Regions from separate parts of the Mus musculus genome. Here region 1 is linked to region 2. Evidence: chromatin contacts called from ENCODE Hi-C or POLR2A ChIA-PET data. All regions are on one chromosome and are shown on one strand. Each heading gives the region's core, a stretch centred on a gene start or an enhancer-like site at or near the end of the contact. The rest is flanking DNA. Distances are from core to core; before and after follow the strand shown.

Region 1 (4,421 bases), core at 1,373-3,872, 200 kb after region 2:
TTTGGCAGTGCATGGGATAAAATCCAGGGCTTCCTGCCTGCTAGGCAGGCACACCAGCAGCAGCCATTTCTCCAGTCCTTACACCCAACTAACTTATCTTTTTAAAGATTTATTTATTTTTATTTATATGAGTACAATGTAGCTGTCTTCAGACACACACCAGAAGAGGGCATCAGACCCCATTACAGATGGTTGTGAGCCACCGTGTGGTTGCTGGGATTTGAACTCAGGACCTCTGGAAGAGCAATCAGTGCTCTTAACCTCTGAGCCATCTCTCCAGTCCCTTTTCTTTCTTTCGATGAGGCATGTAGACCAGGCCAGCCTCAAACTCACAAGAGATGGGCCTGCCTTCACCTCCCAAGTACTAGGATCAAAGGATGTATCCCCCTACCTGGCCAAGCTGATGTTTTACTACGACTGAGAAGGGAAGACTGGAGCGGGGCACTCTGCAGAAACCAACAGCTGACCTTCCTCAGCTTCACACCGTCAGCGTGATGCATCAGTATCCAGCTGAACACTTGGCTTTGGGGGGGGAGGGGGAGACCTGCTCAGTGGTACATATGCCTGAGCCCCAGATGTCACCTACTCTCTTCCTGTCTGTTTCAGAGACGAGTTGTACTGCTGACACAGGAAATGGATGCTGGAATACAGGCATGGAAGCTCAGGCAGCAGAAATTGCAGGAAGAAAGGAAGAAGGAACATGATCTCAAACCTAAAGGGACTTTACTGAGAAGCCCACTTCCGAATCAATAAAAAGCAGCTCCTGCCCCACTTTCCCAGACTCTCTCTGGCTTTCTTTTCTATAGTCTGAATGCTTTATCAAGTCATTTTCCCCACCACTTGTATTGATAGCAAAAGACCTTAAAATCACTGCCTGCCAGGCTTGGCCCAGTGCCCTTAGTCCTCCCCATTCCAGTTCAGCCAGATCTTGCTCTGGGATCATTTTGCCCCTAGTGCTGAAGAACGTGCCCAGAGCCTTAACAAAAGCTAAGCACACCACCACCTATCACTTGGCCTGCTTGGGATTTTTAATCAACCACAAGCAACTGCTTTGTGAGAGAAGAAAGGGGCAGCAGCAGTTTCCCTGGTTCACCCTCATACTCTTGTCACTAAGAGACCATGCACAGCTCAGATGCATACAGTTGGCATTTAATGTTTTCTTGAAAAGGTCTTTCCACCTGAGGATCTTTTTCCTTTTTAAGACATGGTCTCACGGTAGCACTGGCTGTCCTGAAACTGGCCAGGTAGACCAAGTTGTCTGGCAATCACAAAGATCCTCCCACCTCTGTCTGGATTTAAAGCCATGTGCCACCATACCTGTTAGAAGTCCCTTTCTTAACAAGCAGCTAGTATCTGGGTACATGGTCCAGGAGACACTCACACTGTAAGGCAGATATAGGAAGGATTAAACTCGGGGTCTTCTGCTGAAGGAGTAATAATCAGACTTAAGTTCCAGAGGTTAAAGAGGGTCCTTGCTTCCCCACCCCCACACACAAGGTCGCTGCCCATGACCTAGCAACCATTCATTGTATTGATCGTGAGCCTCCCTTGGATTCTGGAGGCAAGGACCTTTGTTCCCGTTCCAGTGCTCCGTGTTTGGCTCCCATCATCCACCACAAAGCTGGCAGCTGTGGATCTCTGCAGCTTCCTACCTGGCTTTATTCCTGCCCCCTTCCCTTACCGCTTCCCTTGCTTGCTTTCCTTCCCTCTCCCCACTGCCTTCCTCTCGCTGACCAAATGCAATTCTTGGATCTTACATTTCGCTGATGGTCGAGTTTTCTGTCTCCCACACTTTTCCTGCCTCTGTCCCACTGCTGGTGTGTTTCCATATCTAGTTGTCAACCTCTTATCTGTCTCCCTCTCGGAGAGCCAGCGCAGCCTGGCCTCCCTCTCCCCTGTCTGCCTCTCCTTTTGTTCTCCCTGCCCAGCCATCACGGAAGCTGCGCGCTCGAAGGAACTGTCTCCACTGTAAAGACTAAAGGAAACTCCAAAACCCTACCTCCCATTCCTTCCTCTTCCAACAAATTTCACCACTTCTATCCATCGGGCTTCCCCCGATCCTGTGACCTTGAAGCCCTTTCCTACCCAGGCAGTTCACACTTAATAGAACAGCCAGATTGTAAAAGCCATTAATAAAGGGGTCGGTCCCCCAATTCAAAGTAATTGCGGTGGCTGTTGGGCATGTGGCTTTTGTTACAGTCTTAACTTTGGGGCAAGAGGAGGAGAAGGAGGCTGTCCACAGGTCTCAGCATACAACCCTCTTGTTAGTAAATGTCCCTTCTCCCAACCTTCCTCACTCGCAAGTTAGACTTCATGTCTCCACCATTCCTAGCCATCGGGCTTCCCAATACTTAAACACTCTCAAGTGAGACATGCTGAATACTACGGGAATCAGGCCACCCAAAAAATGCTTAGGAAGAGAAAGTCTTCCGCATCCCGTCCCCTGGGACACCCAGGCTCCTAGTTAGTTGCCGGCTGCGGCCTCAACCCCTGCAGATGGCAGCCTGCACCACAGAAAAGACAAACTTTTTTTTCCCCTTCTCTCCTGCTGTAATTGGATTCGAGCTGAAACACCACGTCCCCACCGAAAAAGGAGGGCATTGGGGCGGGGGCGGAGGAGAGGCTGTGGGAGAAGGGAGGGACCAAAGGAGAGCAGAGAGGGCTTCCAACTCAGTTCGCCGACTAAGCAGAAGAAAGATCAAAAAACGGAAAAGAGAAGAGCAAACAGACATTTCCAGGAGCAATTCCCTCACCTCCAAGCCGACCGCGCTCTAGGAATCCACATTCCGTTCCTTTAGAAGACAAAGGCGCCCCAAGAGAGGCGGCGCGACCCCAGGGCGTGGGCCCCGCCGCGGAGCCCGCACCGCCCGGCGCCCCGACGCCGGGGACCATGTCTCCCGCCCCTCGACCCTCCCGCAGCCTCCTGCTCCCCCTGCTCACGCTTGGCACGGCGCTCGCCTCCCTCGGCTGGGCCCAAGGCAGCAACTTCAGCCCCGAAGTAAGTGAGCTCCTCCGGCCCTTCCCGGAGTTTCGCCCGCCGGGTAGGCGAGCCCGGGGGTCTCCAAGGGGACAGCCCCCGCTGAGAGATGGGCTCTGGGGGGGCTCTGCTGCGCCAGCCTTTCTTTTTCTCCCCTCATCTGCAAACTTGCAAGTTGATCCAACTTTTGCCTGCCTCCAACAACCCCCCTTCCGCCGCCACCGACTCTTTCCCATTCCTCCCTTCCCTGGAAGAACTCTGCAGCGGGGCCCGGGCCTCGCTTTTCCAAGCTCTGCGCGCACTGTGGCACAAGGCGGGAGCCTCAGAGACACTGGACTCCGCGCCGTCCGGGCCGGTGTCACACGCGAGTTGTTCCTTCAGTTTGGCAGCGCTCAGGTGCCCGAGGCCCTGCACGGACGCATCCGTACCAAGTGGGGGCGTCGGGGGCGCCCAAGCTGTACCCGCCTCCCCTGGACCGCCCTCGGTGCGGGCCGCTGGCCCGGGCGTCGAGGATCGCGGCGGGCCGAACTTCCGCGCACACAAAGCTCTTCTTGTGAGCAGCGGGGCTCAGCCTGGCCACCTCCTCCCTCGTCCTCCACACCCCTACCGGCGCCTTGGGGGGCCTTTTTGTTGTTGATAATTATTTTTCTGCATTGATCGCGGGGAGACTAGGGGGAGTCGCTCGCTCGGTGAGTTAGTTGAGGGTTGGCCTGGGTCTCCCCTGAGTGTCCCAACTGACTCTGGCGCCCCCACCCCCATCCCTAACTCTTCCGTGACCATAGCCCACCCCGGTCCTGAAGGAAGCGGCATGGGAGTAGTCCGAGGAAGTTTTCCCTCCCTCTCTTATTTTGGGGTGAAGGTGGGAGACGGATTTAATCAGCTTCTTATTTTGGGCCATCCCAACCCACTCAGCCTGGTGAGGACCTGGGTGTGGTAGGGAAGGGCTGGGAAGGGCCCAAATGAAGGATACGGTCTGGATTTGACTCCCTCTTCTCTGGGCCCAGGCCGGGGCGCACCCTCAGAATGAACCTCTCCTGGGCACATGCTGCCTGTATCACTGAAGAGACCTGGAGCTGAAAGGCCAAGTGTAGCCCTAGGAGTCGGGCCACAGTTGTGCATGGAAACTGGAAAGAGTAAAATCCTCCCTGAGACTGGAAACCAAACCCAATTGTCAGAGAGAGGAGGCAGGCTCCTTTCCCAGGCCTAAAGCTACCATCTTAGCCCCAGAGAGTGCCTAACAAAAGGAGCCTCTGGAAAACTGCCCACTGCCAACGTCTTTTTTTCCCTCCCCAGCCTCCAGTAGGTGCCCTAGGGGAGGCGCGGCAGCCCTGGCTCTGCTCTAAGTGGGTCATGGTCCTCCCAGAGCCAGAACCACCATTTGCTTCTGGCACACAGTAGGGTGGGAAGTAGGGCGGGACCGATCCAGAGGCCAGGATCCAAGACT
Region 2 (4,759 bases), core at 693-3,192:
TGAGAAAGTATTGGGAGGAGGGAAGTAGATGAGAGGGAGAAGGAGGGAAGGGGGAAATGACATAATTTTTTTTCTTTCTTTTTTTTTTTTCCAGGCAGGGTTTCTCTGTGTAGCCCTGGCTGTCCTGAAACTCACTCTGTAGACCAGGCTGGCCTCGAACTCAGAAATCCGCCTGCCTCTGCCTCCCGAGTGCTGGGAATAAAGGCGTGCGCCACCACGCCCGGCAATATTTAATTTTTTAAAGCAAAGTGGTCCATCCCTGTGAGAGCAGCAAGAATGGGTCCCTAGTGAGACCTCTCTCCTCCCACTGGCCAGCGAGGTCCGTGGCAAGACCCCGTCCGGCTGGATATGGTGCTGAGGGAGGAAGCATCATGTGAGAGATGCCAGTTCTGCTGCCTTCCATGAGGGCCAGTGAATCTGTAGCTGATGCGTGAAGCATCACCGCTCCCAGACTCATTAGTCATTAGCTCATCCAAAGCAAATAAATGCTTTGAGTCAGAAAGAAGATTCACATCCTAACACTGGCAACCCAACGCTCCACCTCCCCACTTGGAGAAAGGAGACTACATCCCTGTGAGATTAGAGAACCTCACGGGATCATAGAACTTCAACAGCAGACGGGAACAGGCACTTGATACTGTGCGAGACACACAGGGCATAAGTGGGTTTACTCACCCCCTAGACAGCGAGGCTGCTTCTTATCTTTATAGCCCATGCCTACTGGGCACAGCCCAGGCGCCTAATTAATTATTTACAGAATTGTACAGACAGAGGGTCCTCTAAGGTTCAAAAGACAATATGTAGCGGAACACAGTCTCAATTCAACACTTTACATCATGCAAAGCACATTCCACAATACCGGGCTGCCCACATTAGGAAAAAAAAAAATGTGTGCTCAGACTTATAAATTCAAAATTAAGTAAGTAAAATATTTCTGTCTAGTCTGACAGAAATTCTCATTTTTTTCTTTCTCACTAAAGTTCTTATTCAAGGTAAAGGACCACACATACCCAGGGGAAAAAAAAATTTTTTTTTTTTTTAATTAGCTATCGTCTTATACTGGCTAGTTCTCATGTCAGTTTGACAGTCTGGAATCATTTGGGAAAAGGGATGTCAATTGAAAAAAGTCCCCCTCAGATTGATGGGCAAGCCTGTGGGGGCATTTTCTTAGTAACTGATGAGGGAAAGCCCAACCCATTGTAGGTGGTGCCACCCTGAGCAAGCTGGCCCTGCTATAAGAAAGCAGGCTGAGCAAGGTATTGTAAGGCAGCAGGCAGCTTTCACCCCTGGTTTGAGCATCAGCTCCTGCCTTGCATTCCTGCCCCGACTTCCCCGATTCCCCGACTGATGGATTTCAGCTGTAAACTGAAACAAACCCTTTCCTCCCATGGGGCTTCCACCCCCCACCCCACCCCATGGCGTTTTATCACAGCAATGAAAACCCTAAGATAAATCTTAAGTCATGAGGCACCCAAACACTAGCCTAGACTTCCAGTCCACAACCCACCAGAACTACAACTGAGCTAGTAGCTTCCAGGTGCTGGAAACTAGCTGATGCTGGCTGGCTTGCTGACTTTCCCAAAGAAGGGAACAAATCTCTGTCACTTCCCCCAAGTATGTTCCAACAATCATAACAAGAGCGCTTTGTGGGCCAAGATCACAGACGTGATCAAAGAGCAGAGGTGCAGGCTGCCGGGAGAGGAAGCAGGAGGAACATTTGCATGCCGTGGTGACAGGAAGTGTGTAGGCAGAGGGTGCAAAGGGCTGTTTCCCACCACTGCCGAGCAAGGAACAATGTACAGTAGTTGTGGTAAATGGCTTGCAGCCCCACAGATTGAACACAGGAAATAAAAATAACCCCCCCCCCCACACACACACACAGAGGAGGTGTGAGCTGGAAGCTGCAGGAAACAGCAGGACATCCATCCCTCAGCCCATACAGTACCTGAGTCAGCAAAACCAACCCCTCCGCCCGGGGAGCCTTGTGGAAGGCCCTTCCCTAGTTGAGGAATAACCCACGGTTAGCCTCTCTGTGCGTATGGAACTGAGAGCCACAGAGCAAGCTAACTAAAGTCTACAGCAAGCCTATGGTGCATTTTCAAATTTGAACTCAAGACCCCTGAAAGTAGTTTGTACTGTTGTAAACGGTACAAACTCACAACAAGCTACGCCTGCCGCCAAGGCTAGTCCAAGGGGAAAATCACAACCCCGAGACAAAAGCAGATCTGCGCCTGGAAACTAGTACCCGGCCCAGGTGGCTCTAAGCCACTGCGAGAAATGTAAATCTTCACGCGTACTGTTGTGACGTCTTCCTTTGCTCTTAAAGTCCGATTGCTTTTCATATCTGAAATATCTGCTTATTGAATCCAAAGTAAACCTCATCCACTTCTCCGGGGAAAGCTGCAGGATGTCTGCACGAGTGTCGAGCACACTGATCGCTCAGCCATCCTAGTGAACTTCTCCTCAGTGCTAGGCCTTGGCCCACAGGACCCCTGCCAGGTTTTGTCATTATATTGAACCCAACCATTCCTAAAAGGCTTGTTAACTCACTCTGGAGTATGTCTAGCTAAGCAAAGAGCTAATAAAGAATGGAGAGGCTCAAGCTCTGTTAAGCTTCCGGGTAGTTGCAGGATACACCCAGAGCTGGAAATGCGGGCATCTCAGACTTCCGGGTGCACACCACCACCTGGCACCGTGTTAAAATGCAAAGCTTTGCTTCTGTCGCTTGGGGGTAAGGCCTGGGAGTCTCCTTTTCCAACAGCTCCAACAGTGGCCAGTACCACTAATGGCCGACTACCCACTGAATGGCAAGCCTCAATCATCCAGGATAGGGGTAGTCAGCTACACCCGAGACTGATTTGATCCAGTGTGACCCGGGCAACAGAAGCGTGAGTTCCTCAGCCTATGGCAGCGTGCAGTCCTATGGGAGGGCTTCTGGAGCACGGGTCATTTGGTAATCAGCTTCAGGGGAACACGACAGGGCTGTTCCCCATATATGGCAAACTTACTGCTCCTGAGAGACACAGAGCTCACTGGATACAGGATGCCTAGACTTCAGCCAGCAGACGCTACTCTACTCCGGCTTTGTCTTTAAAGTGATCTCCTGTGAAGACCTATGGTCTTAAGCACAAATCTGAGCTTCATTTCCTGACCTACTTCAGGAGAACTGGACCCTCTGAAGACAACTGTGACGTGAGACCAAGGCTTGTGAGGGAGCTTTGGGAAACAATGTGAGAGAAATCAACACCCGTGCACGCGCACACACGCCAGTCACATGCCACAGGCAGCACAGACAACCTCTCGTACACACAGAGTCACACAGAATGCAATACACAGACACACCTGCCTGCAGTCACAGTCACACCTCTCTCTCACCACACACACACACACACACACGCACACACACGCACACACACACACACTTTGCACTTGTTCTATACTGCCCAAGAGACACACATGTATTTCACTCTCCCAGAAGCTTATGGAAACGGACATAACAGGAAGAACACACAGGTCAGTTTCTGACAAGTGTTCACTGGTGCCGTTCCAGACAATGAAGGATTAATAAAGGATTGCCTGACCGAGCAAAGGACAAAGGACTGCCATTTTCCAGGTTGTCAGCAATGACAACTACTTAATGAAAACAAAGGTGAAGGGTCACAGGTGAAGAGTCACAGCTGGGAGCAAGTCATGAGAGCGCACTGAGCGGAGGGAAACGGACACACAAACATGAAGGAACGAATGGCACTTGGAGGCTGAAATGTTTTTAATATGGAAAGTAAGGGCTACAGTGAGGGGAGGCAGATTCTGTGTTAACAGCCGTACACTGTGGAGTTGGTCCGATAGAGCGAAGGGAGTTCTCTGGACGTGCCACCTCACAACCAGTGAGACTCGTAGTCAAGCACGAATCTGAAGAAGCCATGTGCAACAAGCTGCCAGCTCAAGAATGCTGATCCAGGGGACGTCAAAGAGTGAGCCTGAAAGAAGCACAAAGGTGTGTCATGTCCCAAATCCTTCCATCTAAACTCTCAACCCACATGACAGCTGCCGCACTCCTAAGTGCATCTCAGTGTTACATCCCAGGCTACAATAACCAGAACATGGCCAATGTTTCACAAGCGTTGTATGAGAGTAGCCTCTAGAAGGACTATGCTCACACAGAAATTCCAAGCTCACAAAAAGAAAAGGAAAAAAAGGCCGTTGAGGTGCTGGAGACTGGCAGCCAGCTCTTGACTTACCAATCCTAACTCTCCACCAGCCACTCACCTTCCTGGCCCTCACATTCCTCAAAGCACTAATGTCCAGTTTGAGGACAGACTAAAGAGCGTGGATAAAACTTCTCAGAAACCTCAGAAAGAGTCAGGTCTGTGAAGAGGTAATTTAGTTCTCACTTCTCATAAGTTACTTTGGGTAAGGTGAGCAATGCCTGCAGTGGGGCCAGGTTGCTGCTAAGAGCAGGGTGGATTCTGATACTAAAACATGTGACCCTTACACACCAAGGCCAGTCCACCAGAAAGGAAAAGCTCAGGAAAGAACGGGTCTTTGGTGGTAGTTTCCAGAAAACCCTGTTTTGTCTTCTCCAGTGAGGACAAACTTGGCAAGTGCTCAAACAGAGGCCTTGGGGTTTCTGAAATGCTGGCACAATGGACCAGTGAGCAACTCACAAGAATGCTTTTATATCTACAAGCAGAATAAAGGCTGCTATCAAAAACTGCCTCAAAATCTCCTCCCTGATGTCACTGAAACACGCAGAATGGAA

What was found. A loop is a pair of places that touch in the nucleus more often than their neighbours do. ChIA-PET counts read pairs that join two places held with the same protein, here RNA polymerase II (POLR2A).
Region 1: a map of CH12.LX shows a loop between it and region 2 (3-fold over the local background). The contact joins the promoter of Mmp14 here to the enhancer-like site in region 2. A Hi-C loop is called at or near these places in 18 of 37 maps with a recorded cell type or tissue (CH12.LX, T-helper 17 cell, T-helper 2 cell and 6 more). POLR2A ChIA-PET finds 5 or more read pairs at or near these places in 3 of 5 experiments (Patski and embryonic stem cell).

Annotation. Positions count from the first base shown.
Region 1 is chr14:54,428,976-54,433,396 of GRCm38, forward strand. Mmp14 (matrix metallopeptidase 14 (membrane-inserted)) reads left to right here and starts at 2,623. Exons shown (of 10, transcript NM_008608.4): 1 at 2,623-2,998. The coding sequence starts at 2,891. It overlaps Mrpl52 (mitochondrial ribosomal protein L52), which reads left to right. Exons shown (of 5, transcript NM_026851.2): 5 at 607-775. The coding sequence ends at 753.
Region 2 is chr14:54,231,737-54,236,495 of GRCm38, forward strand. Dad1 (defender against cell death 1) reads right to left here. Exons shown (of 3, transcript NM_001113358.1): 3 at 3,749-3,977. Among named protein-coding and RNA genes, the nearest start is that of Dad1, 20 kb to the right of the region's middle. Within about 2 kb of position 1,943, at least 3 of the 3 ENCODE cell types and tissues checked have a DNase peak (open chromatin) inside an H3K27ac peak, as active enhancers do; they include gastrocnemius, heart and left cerebral cortex, where a contact is called at or near this core.